Linked DNA regions of Mus musculus: region 1 is linked to region 2. A link is a loop called in an ENCODE intact Hi-C map of the cell type or tissue named here. Cell type or tissue: gastrocnemius. All regions are shown on one strand. Links, peaks and the distances in the headings refer to the core of each region. The heading gives the core; the rest is flanking DNA.

What was found. Peaks named below come from ENCODE experiments on the same cell type or tissue, not always from the same donor. Only the 100,000 strongest peaks of a DNase experiment are listed, where the experiment ranks them.
Region 1: it touches region 2 in a loop (2.6-fold over the local background); 11 of 42 quality-filtered maps call a loop at or near these places.

What each region holds. Positions count from the first base shown.
Region 1 is chr2:130,166,661-130,177,159 of GRCm38, reverse strand. It overlaps Snrpb (small nuclear ribonucleoprotein B), which reads left to right. Exons shown (of 7, transcript NM_009225.2): 2 at 1-145; 3 at 1,719-1,830; 4 at 3,401-3,553; 5 at 3,986-4,124; 6 at 4,432-4,557; 7 at 5,217-5,524. The coding sequence ends at 5,227. Among named protein-coding and RNA genes, the nearest start is that of Snrpb, 7.5 kb to the left of the region's middle. In gastrocnemius, for the core only: a CTCF peak has its summit at 9,085 (motif pointing right); DNase peaks (open chromatin) are centred at 4,471 and 9,102; H3K4me3 peaks cover 595 bases; H3K27ac peaks cover 2,784 bases.
Region 2 is chr2:129,874,325-129,884,823 of GRCm38, reverse strand. It overlaps Gm39933 (a long non-coding RNA gene), which reads left to right. Exons shown (of 3, transcript XR_866737.2): 3 at 1,946-2,341. Among named protein-coding and RNA genes, the nearest start is that of Gm39933, 17 kb to the left of the region's middle. In gastrocnemius, for the core only: a CTCF peak has its summit at 4,780; a DNase peak (open chromatin) is centred at 4,780.

The sequences.
Region 1 (10,499 bases), core at 1,389-9,388, 290 kb before region 2:
GCAAGAGCAGCAAGATGCTGCAGCACATTGACTACAGGATGAGGTGCATCCTGCAGGACGGCCGCATCTTCATCGGGACCTTCAAAGCCTTTGACAAGCACATGAACTTGATCCTGTGTGACTGTGATGAGTTCAGGAAGATCAAGTAAGGAGAGGGCTGTTGGGCGGGAGAAGGAACTGAGGAGGAAGTGGATGGGATGGGCGGGCCACATGCTAGTGCTCTTGCTCTCCTGCTTTTGATTTAAATGGGACCGTTGGCCACCAAGACATATCTTCCTTCGTCCAGCAAACCTTGCTCTCTGAGTCTAGCAAAGTGGAAGAGGTGAGGAGGGCTGCTAGGCTTTTAATTACTCTGATTTGCATGCCCCTGGGTACTGGGGTAAAGGGCTCTCATGTTCTCCCCACAGGTGTGTGAGGGGGGAGAGCTTGATTTTCTGGCCTCATTACCTATTTGTAAAGCTGTAGCCTACAGGGCTCTCCTAATGCGGCCTGGTCTGAAACTGCTTTAAGAAGCCTCTGACCCTCTTCAGGGTAAGTGCTCTGCTCCCCATGTGGGTTTGGGGCCAGTCATTTTTGTTGACATTTTCTAAAAAATAAAAAAAATAAAATTAAAAAATGGAGATATTTTCTGGTTTGCTGCAATTCTGTAAGTTACAAGCTAACTCAGGCCCTTAAACAAAGTGGTCTATTTCAGTCCTGTTTTATATATTCAGGACATCTTGAGGCTCAGCAAGATGGTGAGCCTTGTCATATGACACTCTTGTCCTATGCAGCATTCATATTATGGACTGACTGAATTCCCTTAAGTTCTTTTTGAGATTGTTTTCTTTTGTGGCCCAAGATCAAGTATAGAATAAAAATGCAGAGATTTCTGAGTGCCTGGTAGGTGTTAGAGTGGGACCAGCAGATCAGTGTGGAACTTCCATTTTAAAAACAAAACTGATTTTCTGGTTTAAAAAATGTTGAAAAATGTTTTTTAAATAAAGTTAATGAGAAAAAAGCTTGACTGCTTATTAGTGTCCATTATGAAAAGCCACTATAGGCTTATTTAACAAGCCAGTATGCGCTAAAAAAGAAAATAAAATCAAGTTGTCTTTTTAAAAATCAGGACATTTTGTCTTTATAGCTTCCTGCTCCCATCTTGTAGTTAGTTTTCCTGGTTCACCCTCATCCCATTCATCGACTTTGGTGGTTTGTTTGGGGTGGGCTCTGGCGTGAGGTCACCCTTGTGAAAAGTCAGCCTGTGTGTGTGTGGAATCTCTTCCCTTTATTCCGTCTGTTTCTCATATAAGGTGAAGGGTGGATTGTAGTAGGCCTTGAGGTTGAATTGTACACTGCGTGGGTGTGGAGCCAGTATCACTCACTTCTGATAAAGAATTGTTCAGCCTGCCTCTTTCTGTGAAGTCTAAAGCTGAAGGGAGGAAACAAGGTAGAAGCTGAGACAGCCAGGAAAGGATTTGCCATTGGCTATGGAAGCATCTTTGCCATGGCTGGGGTGTCTTGCTGCTTGTCCTGTTTCCTGGTCTTCGTGTCTACTTGGCTTGGTAGGAAACAGCTATCTATATTCATGTGAGATCACTTAGCCTGGGGTACTGACGTGTTTTAGAAAGTTTATATACTATTTGTCAGATTACGTAATACACAGCCAACCTTGGTAAACCTAATGTTCCCTACCTTCTAATAACTTGCTTATTTTTCTTCTAAAAATTCAACTTTAGGCCAAAGAACTCCAAACAAGCAGAAAGGGAAGAGAAGCGAGTCCTTGGTCTGGTGTTGCTTCGAGGGGAGAACCTGGTCTCCATGACAGTAGAAGGACCTCCTCCCAAAGATGTAAGTCCTTCCCGAGTACCTGTTGAAGGGAGGCCCTTATGAGAGCCAGGCTCTGTCAGGTACTCTGGCTTTGCATCCCTTTACAGATAGTAAATGAAATCTTAAAACAGCTACCTTGCCAGTGAGTGGAGAGACAGCTAGAATTTGTGACTTTAACGCCCATGCCCAGAGGAATCCTAATCAATATGGCCTGAGGCCATATTGGTTACCCAGCAGTTCTGTATATGTATGCAACAACATTTAGTAAAAAGGGAGAGGAAAGGGAAAGGGGCAACTGTAATTATCTCAAAAAAATTAACAGTCCTTCTGGGTACTTTGGTGCAAGCCTTCAGTCCCAGTAGAGGCAAGGGGATCTATGATTTCAGGGCTACATAGTATAAGACCCTGTCTAAAACAAAAACAACAATAAAACAGCTCCAAATAATAGAATTTATGAATGCTTTATTTGGTAGTTACAGAATATTAGCATTTATTATTATTTATTACCTGTGCACCAGGGATGTTATACAGGCAGTGCTATTCCAAATTAATGATTTTATTTAATCATTATAAGAGGTTTTTAGTTTGCTTTTTGAAAATTACCATCTGGGATTGGGGATTTAGCTCAGTGGTAGAGCACTTGCCTAGCAAGTGCAAGGCCCTGAGTTTGGTCCTCAGCTCTAAAAAAAGACAAAATAACAACAACAAAAACAAAACAAAAAACCACCTCATCTTATGGATGAAATGAACTGAGTTTTAGCTCACCCAAGATGTCATAGCTAGTAAATGGTAAACCTGACATTTGATCCCAGATGTTCTTGGTTCTATAAACACCAAATACATTTATAAATAGAGCTCTTTTAAAAAGAACCTGGCCAATTCGTTTTCTCTTTGAGACACTGCCAACCGGGAGAATATTTCTAGCCTGTATTTATGTGTGTGTGCATCTGTTTTAATTTTTGCCATGCTTGGGTTTAACTCAGGGTGCCATGTATGCTGGGTAAGCACTCTGCCACAGAGTTGTAGCTTCAGCTCCTGTGTTTATTTTTATTCACACATGGTTGGTGTGGAACACGTGAAAAATTATTGTCTTTCCCTTTAATTTTTATAAATATTTTCAGTTACCTTCCTGCTTTGCTTTACATCTGCCGATGACTTTGAGATAGCCTCTCCAGTGAGTACAGAGTAGTTTATCTCACTCATTTTGGTATTTTAAACTCTACAGTGCAGCTTTTCTCATTGGTAAATGTGTATAAGAGGTATTATTTGGCCACTGTCACTTATGTATGTGTCTGTGGCCAGCTCAAGTTCTGTGTTTACAAATAGAGTCTTGAGCTCTGACTCCGGCTTTTATTCTCATGGGAATGAATGCAGGTATTGAGTGACAGGCTTCTCTAGATTTAAGATCTAGTTTTTTAAGGGTTGATAGGTTTCTTGGTTTTGCATGGAGGAGGAATGATGTTAAGGTTATACAGTTAGTGCTGTTTATATGCCTTATAGATCTGAGAGGTTTAGGCAGTGCTATTCCAAAGATGTACTTAGAATTCTTGAAGACACTGAGCATTACAGCATCTTTCTTTCTCTTTTTCAGACTGGCATTGCCCGAGTGCCACTTGCTGGAGCTGCTGGGGGGCCAGGCATCGGCAGGGCTGCTGGCAGAGGAATCCCGGCTGGTGTTCCTATGCCCCAGGCTCCTGCAGGACTTGCTGGGCCAGTCCGAGGTGTTGGAGGGCCATCCCAACAGGTGAGGTATTGGAGGAAGATACTAGTTTCTGGTAGCCAAAAGGATAAGGGCAAACCCACAGCTTGGGGAAGAGTCCAGAATGACCAGTCTCGTGGATGGCACGATTATCAGTTATTGCTATATGAAGAGATGTACAAAAGGTATTCTGGTCAACTGAAATTAGGAGAATGTTCCCGTGACATTTCTTTTTCCATGTCACCAGTTTTAATTAAAAGTACAAGTGCTTTTCCCAAGTTGGATTGGGAATCCTTAATATTAATATCAGGCCAAGAGACTGGACATTGAGCACTCAGGCTTCCTGATACATAAGACTTGTACATGGAAAGTAATGGCATGAGCTGTAGCTCTAGGACTTGATGATGCTCAGTGCAGTTTGGGAGAAGAGTAGGAAGCTGCACTGAAGATTGCTTTCATTCCTCTATATTTCCTTAGGTGATGACCCCACAAGGAAGAGGCACTGTTGCAGCTGCTGCCGCTGCAGCCACAGCCAGTATTGCAGGAGCCCCAACTCAGTACCCACCTGGTCGTGGGGGTCCTCCTCCACCTATGGGCCGAGGAGCCCCTCCTCCAGGTGAGTATCGTCATCAAAGGACACTAGCACTAATTAGTCACACAATGCCTTAGCTGGATTCATGATGAAATAGATCCTTGACTGAAGCTGATGATGCGTCTGTGTAATTAAGCAGGATTACTCTGAGATCCAGCCTGGCTGACTGAACTGGGAACTAGCTGGACAAGAGCCATTAGGAACTCCACTCTGGCTCAAGGGCCATTTTGCTTGTGAGGCTGAGAGGATGGACTAGACCTTCTGACTTGGTAGACAGCTTTGTATGTTTCCTTCCATCTTTTAGAAGGTCACCTGAGCTCTTCTCTTCCAGGTATGATGGGCCCACCTCCTGGCATGCGGCCTCCCATGGGTCCCCCAATGGGGCTCCCTCCTGGCCGAGGAACTCCAATGGGCATGCCCCCTCCTGGCATGCGGCCTCCTCCTCCAGGCATGCGAGGTAAGTGCCTAAAACACTGAGTTTGGCTGCTTTTCCTAGAATTTACTAGGGCAGGAACTGGAGGTTTGCTTTAGACCACATCCATTTTGGGGCCTCAAATTCAGGGAAGTGAGCTCTTGGAGGATAGCTATGTCCTGAAAGTATCGAGGAGAGGTAAGCATTTAACTGGTTGGCTTTGTTTCCAGAACAGAGATGTGTTCATGGCTCACCCCAGATGAAGGTGTCTGAGATCACAGTAGAGACTGTCTGATGCCCTTGACTAATTTAGGAGTATCTCTTTTGCTGGTCATGGTGGCCTATGCTTTTAATTCCAAGACTCAGGAGGCAGATAGATCTCTGATTTTGAGGTCAGCCAGGTTGTGAGACTTTCTCACCCCCTCCCCCCAAAAAAAGAAAGCCCAGAGGGCATCTTGACTACCAGCCCTGTGTTCTTTCTATGAAGTCTTCATAGTAGATCTTAAGATAAGTAGTGGTCAAATTTTATTACTTTTATGTCTCTGATTTTTGCATTTGTAGTTTTTTTAGACGTAGCTTCAGGAATGTCTCCAAATAGCTCTCTATGTTCCTGTAGTCACTTGATAGCTACTTACAGAGTCGGGAAGTTGGGGGCTTGAGTTATAGATCAGGCACTGACTAAAAACTTGTTTCTCTTGCTTTAGGTCTGCTTTGATCTTCACACAGCATTATGTCAGTAGCTCAGAGGCGATGTGGACCCTGTTCCCCAGGGTCAGGTTACCACAGACCTGTTTGTTTGTTATGCAGTTCATGGAGTCTCCCTGGATTGTCTGGTTTCCCTTTCAGGGCTCCCTCCCTGGGAAATGTGCCCTCCAAGGCCCTAGACTCATCTTGGTTCTCCTCAGCTCCTTGCCTGTTTCCTTCCCAAAAGGCTGTATGTACATAGTCCTTTTTCTCTGTGGCCTATGAAGCTGGTTTATAATAAACTAAGAGACTGTTATACATACAGTTGATATATTCATTTGTCTTCTGAGTGCCTAATAGTTAGAAAAGGTTACCTTGGAAATTTAAATCCTACTTTTAGCTGTTTCCCACTAGTATATTACTGTTGGGACTAAAAAAATTACTAAGAAAAGGTGAATCAGTATGAAGCTTTTTGCCTACCAAATGTAAAGATCAGTTTGATGAAATAAATATCATCCCTTGGGTATGAAACAAACACTAAAAGTGAAAATGCTCTTGAGGGGTTGCGGGTAGCTTCCGTTTAACTTTGTCTCAGGGCCGCACAGCATATACTGTAACCAGACTTGTTTGTAATGGGATTGCCAGTTTGTTTGGATGAAGAGATAGTGAGCAGCATTAAGTCTTGGTACTTAGTGCATCAAGACTAGTGGTGAACCATGGAGGTGTTTGGTTTCTTGGCATGCAGTGGTAGTTCTGAAGTCACATTAGCAGGGGTGAAGAGTCAGTGATCAGTCCCATTATCCTTTCATGATCAAACTGGGAACAGAAGGAAATTCTGAATAATAAAAATCCCTCAGCTAAGGCTGGGGGATGTGGCTTAATGATGGAATGTTTGTCCAATATGTGCAAAGCTAGATTTGATTCCCTGCACTGTCAGGGTGGGGAGTGGCTGCACAGCCAACATGAAGCTGCTGCTGTGGCTGTTCACTGGGTGCTGGAAGCTGTAGTTAGGGCAGTGGGAAGAAGACGTGTGGCTAGGAGAGTAAGGAACTGCAGATGATAGGATTGTGTGTCCAGGAAGGTGCAAGTCCATAGGCAGCCAGTGAGTGAACACATTGAGCAAAGTTGTAGGGTAGAAATGGATACAAGTTTATACCAGTGTCAGTCTGGAAAGGAAACTAATAGTTGGGATAGTGAATTGAGTTCTCTAGAACAGAGCTTACAAAATGAATTATAGAAGGGGTTTATTAGATTGGCTTATAGACTGTTGTCCAACTGCTCCAACAACGGCTGTCTATCCATAGAAAGTCCAAGAATCCAGTAGTTTAGTCCACAAGGCTGGATGTCTGTTTTCAGTATTCACCACAATCCCAAGGAAGTGGCTCTCTTGCCAGCAAGAGTAAGAAGGCAAAGGGCAAGTTTCTGTTTTTCATGTGCTTTATATAGGTTGTCAGCAGAAGGCCCAGATTACAGATGGATCTTTCCACCTCAAAAGATCTGGATTAAAAGTGGGTCTTCCCAGGTCAAGTGATTTTATTAAGAAAAAAAATGCCTCAGGTGCACCCAGTTTTTAGTTAATTGTAAATTTAGTCAAGTTGACAACTAAGGTTAGTGATCACAGATAGCAACCAGAAGAATAGGCATCAAAGAGGTCTAAGGTTTCTGAAAATGAAAAATTGTGAAAGGAAATGAGGAAAGATGGGTTGGAACATGATTATTAAGCGAGTTATACCACTTAAGTGAGTTTGATTCTCCTAAGTCTAGTGGAATAGTTAAAAGAAACATGCTAATTTTGTGTACCACAGGGAGTCTTGAACAGCCACAATTTTCAAAGTAAGATGTTTAAGGTCTAGGTAGCTGTCAAAGCTGTGGTAGAGTACAATAGCTGCATCTAGGCATGGGCTGAATAGAGATGGGAATTGAGAGACGCCCTGGACTATGGAGGTAAGCTTGAAGGTAATTAAAAAAAGCATCTCAAACAGGTAATGTTGAGACAGGAATGACCACAGACCTCTACTGCACTCCATTCTCCTCACTCGACAATCTAGAAAAGGTAAAAAGATAGACTGAGTATAAGGAATACAAACCATTATTCACTATTTATGATGGTGGGTTTTTAGGTTTGACACTGAAAGCGTAAGCAACAACAACAACAACAAAAGTTGCCAGGGACTTCATCAGAATTGTGAAATTTAGTGTACCAAAGGATGAAGGGAAAAATATTTGCAAAACCAGTGACTTGAAGGAAAATGGAGTCCCAGCATCCAGTGCTTGCCACTTCTCTGGGTGTTCGTTCCTTTTTGTTGTGTTTTTATATACTCAAAAATATTTTTTTTTATATTAAGATAATTTATGTGGGAGTATCTTGGCGGGTGTATGTTCCTAAGTATACTCTCCCTGCCCAGTTTCTCCAGAGGTTATATTAAGATAATTTATGTGGGAGTATCTTGGCGGGTGTATGTTACTAAGTATACTCTCCCTGCCCAGTTTCTCCAGAGGCCAGACCAGGTGCCATATCCCTTTGTGAGTCACTGTCGATGTTAGGAACAGAGCCTAACTCCTTTGCAGGAGCAGCCAGTGCTGTTAACGCTGCACCGTGTCTTTAGCCTAGCCTTTAATTATTTAAAATTAAATGTAGTGTGTATATGTGAAAGTGTGAACCGTGGTGTGCACATGGAGGTCAGAGAACAACTTGTGGGGGTTGTTTCATTCCTTGGTCTTAAAGGGTCATCTGGCCAGCACTTTTACCTGTTGAACCATCTTAGCAGCCCAGAAAGAGCTTCTCTTTGTTGCAGTCTTGGAGATTGAACCTGAAGACCTTGGCCATGGTTGGTAATTGCTCTACTGCCGAAGCCATGTCCTCAGCCCTCTTTATTTTGAGACGGTGTCTAAGTTGCCCACTTTAGCTTTAAATTTACTTAAATTCAGACAGACCTTAAGTTTAGTCCCCACTTGCCAATTCCCGAGTAGCTGGAATTACAGGCTTGCGCTGTCAAAAACATCTCAGATCTTTATATATAAACATGATGAGTGAAGTACCACTATTAACCAGTTCTCTGTGACTGGACAGTTAACTTATTTTTTTTTCACTAACAATGAGATGGCTTTAGCTAATTAAATGGAATTTGAGTCAAAGGATGTAAACATTTTAATTATCAAGAAAGTTGATTAAAGTTAATTTCCTTGAAAGTGAGTCCATTTGCCCTGTTACATTGTTAGACACAACTGACAGTTTACTAGGTCCTCCTTAGAATTGGCAGTTATCAAGGAAAAAGTCTACTATGGCAGTTGGTATGCAAAATTATATATGTATTGTTTCTCTTTTGCACTGTGAAGTTAATGTCATCGATTGTGTTGAGGAAAGGTTTGCGGAGATAATCACCTATGCTGACGAGTCTTTATAATGATTGCCACTGGTCCTCTAAGGAGGACCTAGTAAACTGTCAGTTGTGTCTAACATGTAACAGGGCAAATGGACTCACTTTCAAGGAAATTAACTTTAATCAACTTTCTTGATAATTAAAATGTAGACCAGGAGTGGGAACACTTTGGGAAATTCATATTCTTGATTTCTTTTTAATAACCACAAATCAGGTAGTCATGACTTAGAGTATATGGAAATACTTTTCTTTGGATTTTCCAAATTATTAGCAGTATTTCTGATTTAAAGTCTGGTGTTAGAAGTAAGGAAATTGCTGAGTCCAGGCGCACCTACCAGTAATCTATCTCAGGAATGAGTTGCTTATGGGAAGAGCCTGCTTTGAGAGGAACAAAATGAAAGGGGAAATTTACACTGAATATCATTTGGAGCCTTTTAAATATGTACATTACCAAGTTTTGAGAATCAGATGCATTTAAAATGATGAACTTGGAAAGTCCAGATCCACCAGGAGGCAGCATTGCACCACTCTGTGAAGAAGACTTGGACCTCGAGTGTGGGCCTGGATGCCAGGACTTGGAGTTTGTGTCTGTCTCCATTTCTCTCTTCGTCTTTTTTTCCCCTCCACTTTCCTTATAACACTTTTTCCCTTGCTTTAGGAGTCAGATCTGTAGCTTTAGACTTAGCTATGGAGTTGTTTACTCTTGTGTATGTTATATCTTTCTTTCTGTTTAATAAACCAATGTTTAGCTGGGCATCAAAAGAGAAACAAGTGCATTGCCAGAATTCCTTACTAAGGGCTCTAAGCTTTACTTACAGAGTGGGTTGGACTAACAGACTGAGAGTCAGTTTTAGGTGGGGGATTTTTTAGTAAAGTTGAGCATACACATATTCTATGATTTAGCATTTTCATACTAAAATATATGCCTGATAGAAAAATGTTGACATAGTCTCAAAAAGACAGACATGAGAATACATGCAAAGCCGTATTCATAAATTGGACACTACCTAAATACATATCAACATTAAATTAGACAACTTGTATATTTGTACAGTGGAGCATCTTACACCGTGGGTCTGCAGCAACACATGGCAGTTTGAATCTTCTCTACAAGTTGTCAAGTAACAAATGTCAAAGTTCAAAGTCAAAACATATGAACAATGTATAAGAACTAACTTCTGTGACGGAGGAGCCGGACTGGATAACTTGACACAGCACTTGCAGGGGGCTGGTGATGCTTTATTCTTGATCTGAGTCCCGGTTCCCCTTGTGTGTGTGTGTAGGGGGGAGGGAGTGGGAGAAGGGGAGGGGGAGGAGGAAGGAGGAGGGGAGGGAGCGGGGGTGGGGTGGGGTGGGGAGAGTTGGTTTCAGGGTAGCCTCAAGCTCATCTTCCTGTCTCAGCATCCTGAGTGCTGCATATTTCTGACATGAATAAATTTCTGTGTGTACATAAGCCCTAAAGGGATTGAAGAGCCAAGAGATCTTGGGGGCAATCTAAAGAGGAGTGCCATCATGGGAAGTGTGTTGCTGTCCAGATGATAGTGGCTGGTATTTGTCCGCTCTTGCTATGTGCTCCTAATGTAAAGCAGTGCATGTATATTTATTGAGCACCTACTGTGTGCTAGACACCATTCGTTTCTAGGCAACTCTGCTGGGTCCACAAGAACGAACAGAACAGAACAAGCTCCTGTCCCGGAGGAGCCTGCATTTTAGTGGAAAGTGAACGGATATGCAAATGAGCGATGCTGAGTAATGGTAATCACTGGAGGAGATGGACTGTCTGGGATACCGTTCTGCTTCATTATAGTCGACTGGAAACAAGATGAACAGGTGCCTGTAGGAAGCTAGAGAGCTTTCACTCAATACAGAGGTGCTGGTCTTGCTGTATAAAACAGCTGGAAGGTTTCCTGTCAGCTCCAAATC
Region 2 (10,499 bases), core at 1,287-9,286:
GCATAAAGGACAGATAAGAAACTGGAAATGGTGGGGAGTCTTTACCATCCCATAGGTCCCCTCCAGAGACATACTTCCTTCCATCAGGCTGCCCTTCCCAAACTTTCCTTGAACATCACTACCAACTGGGAACCAAGTGTTCATCTGACCCTATAGAGAACATTCCTATTCAAACCACTAGGCACCAAATTCCATGTTCTAGCATGTCAGCAGTTTCATGAACTTCTAATAGCAACAGAACAAAGAGAGTCATAAATCAAGGAGTTTGCCACATACACAGGTGGGACACTAAGCAGGGAGGTTAAGGTAAAGCATGAGAAGCTCTGCTCTGGCCTCGGGCGCTCTCTGATGACAGTTTTAGCTTTGGGGTTGGTTAGAAACTGGTGCTCGGTACATTCCAAAGGATTTGCCTAATTCCAAAGGATTTGCCTAATGTCACAAAACTGCTATGTCAGGTACACAGAGGAGGGCAATAAATGGCTATTAAGGGAACTAAAGATGCCCAGGATAATTAGGCTCTAGACTTGCAACATTTCAAAGTCTCCTCAGTGAATGACATTCTAATCAATCAATCAATCAATCAATCAATCACTTTTGCAGAGGGTTCACTGAAAGACCCAACTTTTTTTCTGAGAACTTTAGTTCCCAAATACAGATGTATGATGGAAATGCCATAGGGAAATCTATTACATTGTATGTAGCCTAACAAATAAGTTAGGAAATAATCTTTTAAAATGCTGCATGCATGAGGAAGAAGAAGAAGAAGAAGAAGAAGAAGAAGAAGAAGAAGGAGGAGGAGGAGGAGGAGGAGGAGGAGGAGGAGGAGGAGGAGGAGGAGGAGGAGGAGGAAGAAGAAGAAGAAGAAGAAGAAGAAGAAGAAGAAGAAGAAGAAGAAGAAGAAGAAGAAGAAGAAGAAGAAGAAGAAAAGAAGAGGAGGAGGAGGAAGAGGGGAGGGGAGGGGGAAGAAGAGGAAGAGAAAGAGGAAGAGGAGGAGTATTTATAGCTCCAGGTGGCTTGTGGATGCAGCTGGTGGCTACCGTGGGACAGTCACCAGCTCAGTGCTCTCACTGCTGCTCAGCTGCTTGGTGCCAAGGGGCTGTGAAACAGCGTCCACCGCACCTACCACATTAGTGGTCATGGCAAGCCCGATTCCCTCCTCCCCAGGCTCCAGAGGGACTAGATGGAGCTGCTTTGGAGGAGGGTCTCTGAATCCCAGAGTGGTAGGAGTGCGAGGGAGGATTGTGCCAGTTGGTCTCCATGGGAACACCTTTGCATTTGAAACCAGTATTCCGGGCAAGGGCTGCAGAGAAGAGTGTGGTGTTGCAATAAACAGGCTCTTCAAGAGCTGCCCTTCTAATGACTGACAGGACCAAGAAGAGCAGTACAGAGGAGATGGGGGGGGGGGTTGTAAAATGAAGGTTTTAGCAGAGACGGAGGGAAATGGAGGATGGGTGAAATGAAGGTATGAGGACATGTATGTATGTATGTATGAACATACCATAACAAAACCTATCATTTTGCTAACATTAAAAATTGGTCAATTGAAATAACAATGTGTCATTTGACAGTCATGATTTGACAGCAATGATGTATTATGCAGGCAATGGTATAACTGCAGCCAGATTACACTAAGCTAGTGTGCAACTAGGAGTGTGGCTGAGTTGGTATCACACTTGCCTAGATGTACAAGGCCCTGTAACTTCTGTTTCAAGGGGATGGGTGCCTCTGGCCTCGGCAGGTACCAACATTTTATCAAATATGTGCACATATGTACACAGACATGTATACACATAACACACGGTTAAAATAAAATATTTTAAAAACAATCTAGAATAAACCAGCAGGGATTTATTAGATGATATCACAAGGTCAAAGGTAGATGGTTCTTAATCAGCAGCTCAACTATGTAAGGAAATAATCTGTTTTCTTGATCTTTTCCTCATAGTTCTAAGATGGCTGCCACTATGCTATCCAATACATCTCTGTTCAAGGCAGAATGGATGGATAAACAAGTGTCCAAAATCATTACCCTTACCTAACACTCAACTTGGAAGACTTTGGCTTAGCCAGAAATGGGTCACAGCACCACACTTAACTGCAAAGGATCCAGAGAGAGCTGTGGAGAGTATGCTGGACTGACTGACTCGTGCCGTGACGTGGGCATCGTCTTCTGCAGTTTTCCTTGGTTTCAGAAGCTGTTGCACTTGCTCTTGGGCTACTGCTTGAAGTTGCAAACATCACAACTTGAGTTCCATATCAGCACAGAGGCCAATTAGGGAAACAGGATCCACAGGCAGGTAACAGAGTCAGGGACAGCCCCACTCCATTTGTTAGAGGGAGGACCCGCATGAAGACCAAGATGAACTGTTACATATGTGCAGGGGGCCTAGGTCCAGCATGTGCTGGCTCTTTGGTTGGTGGTTCAGTCTCTGAGAGACCCCAAGGCTCCAGGTTAGTTGATGCTCTTGGTCTTACTGTGGGGTCCCTATCCCCTCCAGGGCCCTCAGTCCTTCCTCCAACTCTTCCCTCCATAAGACTCCCTGAGCTCTGTCTAATGTTTGGCTGTGGTCTATGCATCTGTTTCAGTCAGCTGCTGGGTGGAGCCTCTCAGAGGACTGTTATGCTAGTCTCTTGTCTGCAAGCAAAACAGAGTACCATTAATAGTTTCAGGGATTGGTTCTTGCTCGTGGGATGGGTTTCAAATTGGGCCAGTCATTGCTTGGCCATTCCTTCATTCTCTGCTCTGTCTTTGTCCCTGCACTTGTAGGCAGGACAAACTTTGGGTCAAAGGTTTGGTGGGTGGGTGGGACCTTCTGGGCTTTGAGATGTAAATAAGACTATTTAGGACTAAACCCCTTTACCTATGGATGATGAAAATGAGTGTGGCTATCATGGAGATTTGGGCAACAGAAAGAACCTTCTGAATGTATACCATCCAAAACTAACTTGAAAACCAGACATGTAAAGAAAGTAGCAGTGTTTGTTTTTGTTACAACATGCAACAATAGTGAAGCTTTGGCTGTGAACACACACACTCTGTGATGATGGTAAAAGAGTATGTATAGTAATGAATTAATTCTAAATTAACTCCAGGGGCTGGAAAGCAGTTGGGACACTGCTCAGTAGGTAGGGACACTGACTGCTCTTGCAGTCCAGAACCTACACAGATTCAAATAAACTCACATTGAAGTTATAGGACCACCCGAGGGAGTAAGTTCTCTCCTTCCACCATGAAGGTCCTGGGGTTTGAACTCGGGCTGTCAGGGCTTGGCAGCAAGCACCTTAACCCAGTGAAGCCCCCAAAGCAGTCTTGAGTGTAAAGAGTTTAAAACGCTCCTGGTCTAAACATCTTGGTTATCTGCTAAGTGGGCGCAAATGGAGCTCTAATGCCAGTTTTGGCTTCAGACTCCAAGTCGCATATCTATCCTTACACAGAATTCCTTCTAACGCCCCCACTTTGTTCCGTGATATAAACTATCACCACTAACCCTGGCCAAAAAGAAAAAAGAAATAAAGATCCACACCCTCCAAACCACAAAAATGTCAGGTATTAATAAAATATGAGAGTCCTAAGCAGACTTGCTCTGTGCACCACTTCGCGGGCAACAAAAAACTGCACTGTCTACCCTGTTTCTTTCTGTTCATTTTTAGACACCCGATCATAGACATTTCCATGTCAAATGTTGACACAGTGGTTTTTACCTTACCGCCCGCACAGTATTAATGGAGTAGTTTGGGCATTTGATGAGGAGTGGAGAGGGGCAGAGCAGCACACACTAGCTTCACGCTACTCAGTCCTGGCTCCTTATGAGAGAGGAGGGACTCCTTAGGGACCCACATTACTTGTTCAAGTCTCTGCACTGGTCTCTGGGCGGCCGTGAGTCACTTCTTTACTCTGTTGCACAGACTGGCTTCTTGCTATCTACAATGTGCATGCGTGAACAGGGGTGCGTTCACACGACCTCTCAGAGGCTGCCATGCTTGTCATCTGTGTTAGTCAGCTCCTCACCACTGTGATAAAGTTTCTGAGAGAAAAAAAAAAAAAATTCAAAGGAAGAAAGGTGTTTGTGAGCCGTCCAGCGGCTCACAAGGACAGGTACACCTGTATAGCAGGCCGGCACTGAAAGAGAGGGAAACTAGGAGACAAGAGAAAGATGGAACCAAGACAGTGTTCTGATCAAGGTTCAAATTTTTAAAGGTGGACACGCTTTATAAAGGAGGGGGGAGGCCCATTCCCGCCAAATCATTCTTGGAGCCCAGCTGCCGGTAACCAAGTGTAGGATTGTAGGATCGCATGTAGACTCCGGAATAGCTAGGCCGACTTCCAGCAGGTAGCAGCAGCAGCAGTGGCTGAATAGAGTGATCTAGGGAGGCAAGCTCCACCCTAGGTAATCTCCTTAGTGACAACAAAGTCAAGGTCTGGCTCAGCCTGCTTCAGGCTTGTGCTTGTGGGAGGCTACCAAAAGGTAGATTGGGTTTACCATTTTAGAGGTTTCATTATCCTTGGATTTGCCACAAGGCATCCAGGGTGACTGGGAATGGAGTGGAACAAACCTGTTTATGTCATGGCAACCAGACAGCGAGAGAAAGGTAGGGCCTTCAAGTCCCAATCCTTTTCATTAGTTCAGGGATACACCAGATCTCACCTATAGTACCCTGCCCTGAGATGGAAATAAGAAAACCCTCCTGCCTCCTGCATGTGCCTGTGCCAGCCTGTGAGTACAACACTCCATCTCAGAATCCTACTGTGATACTAACAGATACAAACAGAGCACCACCTAGGGGTGGCTGGAGGCAAACACATGCAGTGGTTTCTCTTGCCCCTCCAAGGAGAAAAGCAGAGCCGAGGTGGCCTTCAAAAGGCATGGGGAGAGGAGTAGGGCAGGGAGGAGGGTGGGGAGCAGGTGTAGGGAGAGCAGGGGCGGGGAATTGAAATGGGGCATATGGATCCTGGAGTGGCCACTTCCTGTAGCCATATAGGACTCCGTGGAGCTATAAGGACAGCAACCCACCCACAAAACTCTTTACCCAAAATGTGTCTTGCCTACAAGATGTGCAGGAAAGGATAAAGCAGAGACTGAAGAAATGGCCAACTAATGACTGGCCCAACTTGAGACCCATCCCATGGGCAAGAACCAATCCCTGACACTGTTAATGATGCTACTCAGTTATGCTTGCTGACAAAAGCCTACTGTGACTGTCCTCTGAGAGGCTCCACCCAGCAGTTGACCGAAACAAATGCATAGACCATAGCCAAACATTAGGCAGAGCTCAAGGAGTCTTATGGAAGGAAGAGTTGGGGGAAGGCTTGTGGGACCTGGAAGGGATAGGGACCCCACAATAAGACCAAGAGCATCAACTAACCTGGAGCCTTGGGGTCTCCCAGGGACTGAACCACCAACCAAAGAGCCAGCACATGCTGGACCTAGGCACCCTGTGCATACGTAGCAGAACTTGGCTTGGACTTCATGTGGGTCCCCCAACAACTGAGGCAGGGGGCTTTCCCTGACTCTGCTGCCTGTCTGCCTGTCTGTGAATTCTGTTCCACTAACTGCACTGCCTTGTCTGCCCTCAGTGGGAGAGGATGCACCTAGTCTTGCAGTGACTTGATGTATGTGGGGTGAGTGGTACCCAGAGTGGGGCTCCCCCTTCTCAAAGGAAAAAGAGAGGGAGGAATAGGGGAGGATCTGTGTGAGGAGGTACTGGGAGGAGAGGGGGAGCTGATACTGGGATGTAAAGTGAATGAATGAATAAACAAACAGGCATGCTTTGTGTCACATGCTGCATTCTGCCCTCTGATTTCTTCATGTTTTTCTCTGCTTTTCCGCCATGGTCACCAAGAGCTGCACTGCTTTTTATAGTGGGTCCATTCAAGAGTCCAGTCCACACAGCTCTTAGTCTCAAATGGATATTCCCAGAAAAGAGATTTGTGAAGCTATATAAGCCTACCATTAGTTCAACGAGCTATATGGGTTTTGATAGGGTCATGGTGCTTAAATAAGGGAGCATAAAATAACTAATCCGTTTTTTCAAGAGTGTCAAGGTATCTCTAAAATTGTCTACTAAAAAGTCATCAAGGAACATCGACACTACCCTTATCCACATACCAGGATATATTGACATCTGCAATCACAGGTGAATAAACATGAGGTTTTTGTTCCTTTCCTAAGGAGCTGGTGTCAGCTTGAGCACAGAGATGCCACTTGCATGTTAATCATCTTCTATACCCTGTCATCATGTAGACATCTGGCTAGCCTTGCAATAAAGAAGTAGAAACTAGGCTCACAGCTCCCATCCCTGACAGGAAAAACAACCAACCAATCAAACAAGCAAACAAACTAAAAACCATTTGCTGATGTACTGTGGCCATGGCTGAGTAGTTCAAGTATAATCTTGAATAACTGAAAACTGAACCTTCCCGACAGAATGGATCAGTTCTCTGGAAAATACAATTTCCCAAAACTGAGTGAGGGGCTGGAGTGATAGATGGCTCAGCAGTTTAGAGCACTGGCTGCTCTTCCAGAATAAGGGGTTTATTCCCAGCACCCACATGTCGAATCACAGCTGTCTGTAACTCCAATCCCAGCAGACCTCATGCCCTCTTCTGACCTCCATCGCCAGAAAGCCCATAGTTTATAGACACACATGCAGGTAAAACATACATACACATTTTAAAAAAAAACTGACATAACTGTCTGTAACTCCAAGATCCGATATGCTCACATAGGCATATCTGCATATCTGCAGGCAGATCACCAATGCACATAAAATAAAAGTAATAAATAAAATATGTTTTTATATTAATATATATGAATATATATGTCAATATGGCATCCAAGGAGTTGACCCAGGTTTAAAAAAGAAGTGGTTTCCTTGTTAACTTCTACCAGACACCTCAGCTCCTCCTATGTGTCTTTCTTCAGTGAAGAGAGTGAAGGGCTAAAATTCTTTTCCAGACTCTTGTGCAGCCAGCACAATGATGCTCATCTTGCTCTCCTAGACTCCTATCCCGCCCCTTCCCTCATGTCCCTGTCTAGCTCCCAGACTATAGATTAAAGCAAGTCGGTTAAAAAAAAAAAAAGTAACACAAAATGGACCTGGACTGTTGGGAAAACAGGAGTGCCAGCGTTCAGGAGCAGAGGGTGATGCTCAAGTTAAGGTGAGCCATTCTTCCTTTGGTTGGCTGGTTGGTTAGTTTCTCACTGCCCTTAAACAGCAATCGTGAGGTCGATGATGTTCAGAAACACCCTCACAGACACATCAAGAAACAGGCTCTGTCAGCTGCCTGGACATTAACCCAATCGAGTTAACATATAAAGTGAACTACTGCAATCCTCTAGATTCCTCCACTGGAGTTCAGCCCCATTGAAAACAGAAGTAGCCTTCTCCAGTCCCTCTGTGGGCATTCCTTATCCTTCCCAAACAATCCACTCATACTCACGTCCTACCCCCAGAGTCGTCTTCTGCCAGAATCTGCCAGAAGACATGTCTGGTGTCTCTCTTCCTAGAATGGGAAGTCTATGGGAGTCTTTGGTTCATGGATATAATCAATTTTTTGAGAGTTCTGGCTGGCATATCAGAAGCTCTGGGACATTTATTTGTTGAACAAATTATTTGTGCAGTGAATCCCAGTTTGACAAATATTTATAGAATGCCTGATGTGCTATGCTGTGTGCCAGGCATCTAGGACATCCCCAAAGCAAGACAGATGGGAGCCTTTCCCCCTGGTACTTAGAGTCTGGTAGGAAAAGAAATACAGTTAATTGCATGCAATCAGTACTGAATCAGGAACACAGAACATGTTGGGGGCCTAGAGGAGACCCAGAGTTCAGACACTAGGGCAATGGCCTAGAACAGGACTGGCCTCACCAGCATAGAATCTAAACTTTTATAAAGTCCTGCCTTTAGAAGTATCGTACATTTAGCTTAATCCTTGTTGCAGCTGTCTTAGAATTCTTAAAGTATTTCTTTGGATGAGCACTGTACATTTTCATTTTGCACTAGGCCCTACAGATTGTGTATGTGTCCTGCGTAGAATGGGATCTACAGTGAGCACTGAGATGAGGGGTGTGTGTGTGTGTGTGTTTGTGTGCATGAGGCAAGAAGAGTGCAAACTGCTTAGTATATGTGGCAATACATTATTATAATCTCTTCCAGTCTAATCTCTTACAGCCTGTTAATATACTTTAGGATCATATAAGACTTAAGGCTGATATTCTACTGTGTACTCAACCGGCTTGTTTAACCTGTCTTTAAGAGAACAATGTAAAAACTGACTTTAAGACAACAATGTAACAACCAACCTGACTTGCCTTGGATTTCCCACATAATGAGATTTACAACCTAGGCTAATAACACATAATCATAATCTTCCATGTACTCTTCCATGTCCCTGACCCAGAGAGCAATGTATATATGTTTGTTAGCATGTTATGATAATCATTGGCTGAAAACATCAGACATAGGTTCAAAGCAACCTTTTAAATGAGTAGCCCTAACTGAGTGTTGAGGACAGCATGACTACGGTGATGAGCAATGATACTTGTACTGCTTGTTATCTGGGCCAGTTGGAATCAGCGACTTAACTCTTTGTAAAACTCGGTTGAAGATTTGTATAAAGTATCCCACTTCTTCCCCGTGTGATGCTTTCTGTGCTGTTCAATATATACAGGGCAGAAGCCCTTTGTTAGACACTGTCTTAGTCAGGGTTTCTATTCCTGCACAAACATCATGACCAAGAAGCAAGTTGGGGAGGAATGGGTTTATTCGGCTTACACTTCCATACTGCTGTTCATCACCAAGAAAGTCAGGACAGGAACTCAAGCAGGTCAGGAAGCAGGAGCTGATGCAGAGGCCATGGAGGGATGTTCCTTACTGGCTTGCTCAGCCTGCTCTCTTATAGAACCCAAGACTACCAGCCCAGAGATGGTCCCACCCACAAGGGGTCTTTCACCCTTGATCACTAATTGAGAAAATGCCTTACAGTTGGATCTCATGGAGGCATTTCCTCGACTGAAGCTCCTTTCGCTGTGATAACTCCAGCTGTGTCAAGTTGACACAAAACTAGCCAGTACAGACACACACACACATGAACACACACAGACACGGGGACCCAGGGACATTCAGGTAGGCACAGATTCAGACTTGTACAACAGACAGGAACCACAGAAGACATGCAGCTCTCAGTAGCTCTGTCTTCATGCCAACCCCAGTGTGTTGATGCAATCTCTTTCCCAGGAAGAAACAGACTCATGAAGCGAGGTGAGTCTCCCAACACAAGTGCAGCTTTTCACAGCTTGGAAAGCACTTGCCCTCTGGGAGTGACAACCCTTTGTGTGCCATGGTGTGCAGAGCACACAGCAGCTGCCAAAATGCTCTCAATGCAGTCAATCAGAATGCATCTCCTGATGGCCCCAGCTTTGCCCGTGTGTGGGAAGCATACCTGGGAGACAGTTTATTGCCATCAGTCACTGAGGTGAACAGGGGTCTTATTCCCCCATGCCCTAGCCCTATAAATGTGATGGCTTTAAGGCATGACCCTTGGCAGAGCAGATCCAAAGTAGGATTTGGAAGTGGCACACCATGCTTGGTCCCCTCCTTCACTTCTAACCACCTACCCTCCACTTCTCGGGGATGGTTCAGCTTAAGTCACTGTCCCAGAGAATGATTCCGTCTGAGTCACTTTCACAGGAATCCTTGTCTCAAGGTCAACTTCTGAGGAGTCCAACCCAGGACACTTTCATGGCTTCTGTCCTTCCTTGTCTCTGGACTCTGTGGAGGCCGGGGGTGGGGGACAAAACAACTGAGAAGTGGCTAGTTGGAACTTGCACAGCTACCCAGTGGCCTCGGGGAGGACCAAGCCCCGAAACATCAAACCTATTATACACATCTTCAGAGAATGACTGGATACTCCATCCCTGCCTGAGGAAGAAGTCCGGCCTCATCTTTGTGTTGCTTCCTGAATGCAGCGAGCCTGTGCAGCAGACACCTGCTCGGGAGTGCACCTCCCCAGACAGCTTGTTGAGGTTTCTGAGTCTCCTCATCTGGTCCCTCGGTGATTATGCAACCGACAGCAAATCATCACTCATGTTGGTCACATCCTAGATGCTGTTGACTGTAATTGCAGCAGGCAGGCCATGCTGTGCTCGTTTGCTGTACCCTGACTTAGGACCTCTTGCATCTATTTGCATGTTATTTGATTGGGTCTGGAAAAGGAAAATCAACAGATGCAGCTCCTAAATGGGCCAGGCTGTTTTCTCATTTTATGGAGCGGGAAGTCAGGGAGCACCAGGCACTGTCCTGCTCTGAGATCTATACTTAAACCACAGCTGAGCTGATTCACTTCTGCTCCCCCACAGGGCTTATCCGGGCAAGAGCTGGGGCTCTTTTGTGAACCTCATATCACCAAGGGCTCACCTAGGACTGAAGTGATGCCCTATCTGGGTCTCCCACACACACCCCACCCCCGCCATTGCTCCTAGGCTCGGAGTTACATGGAA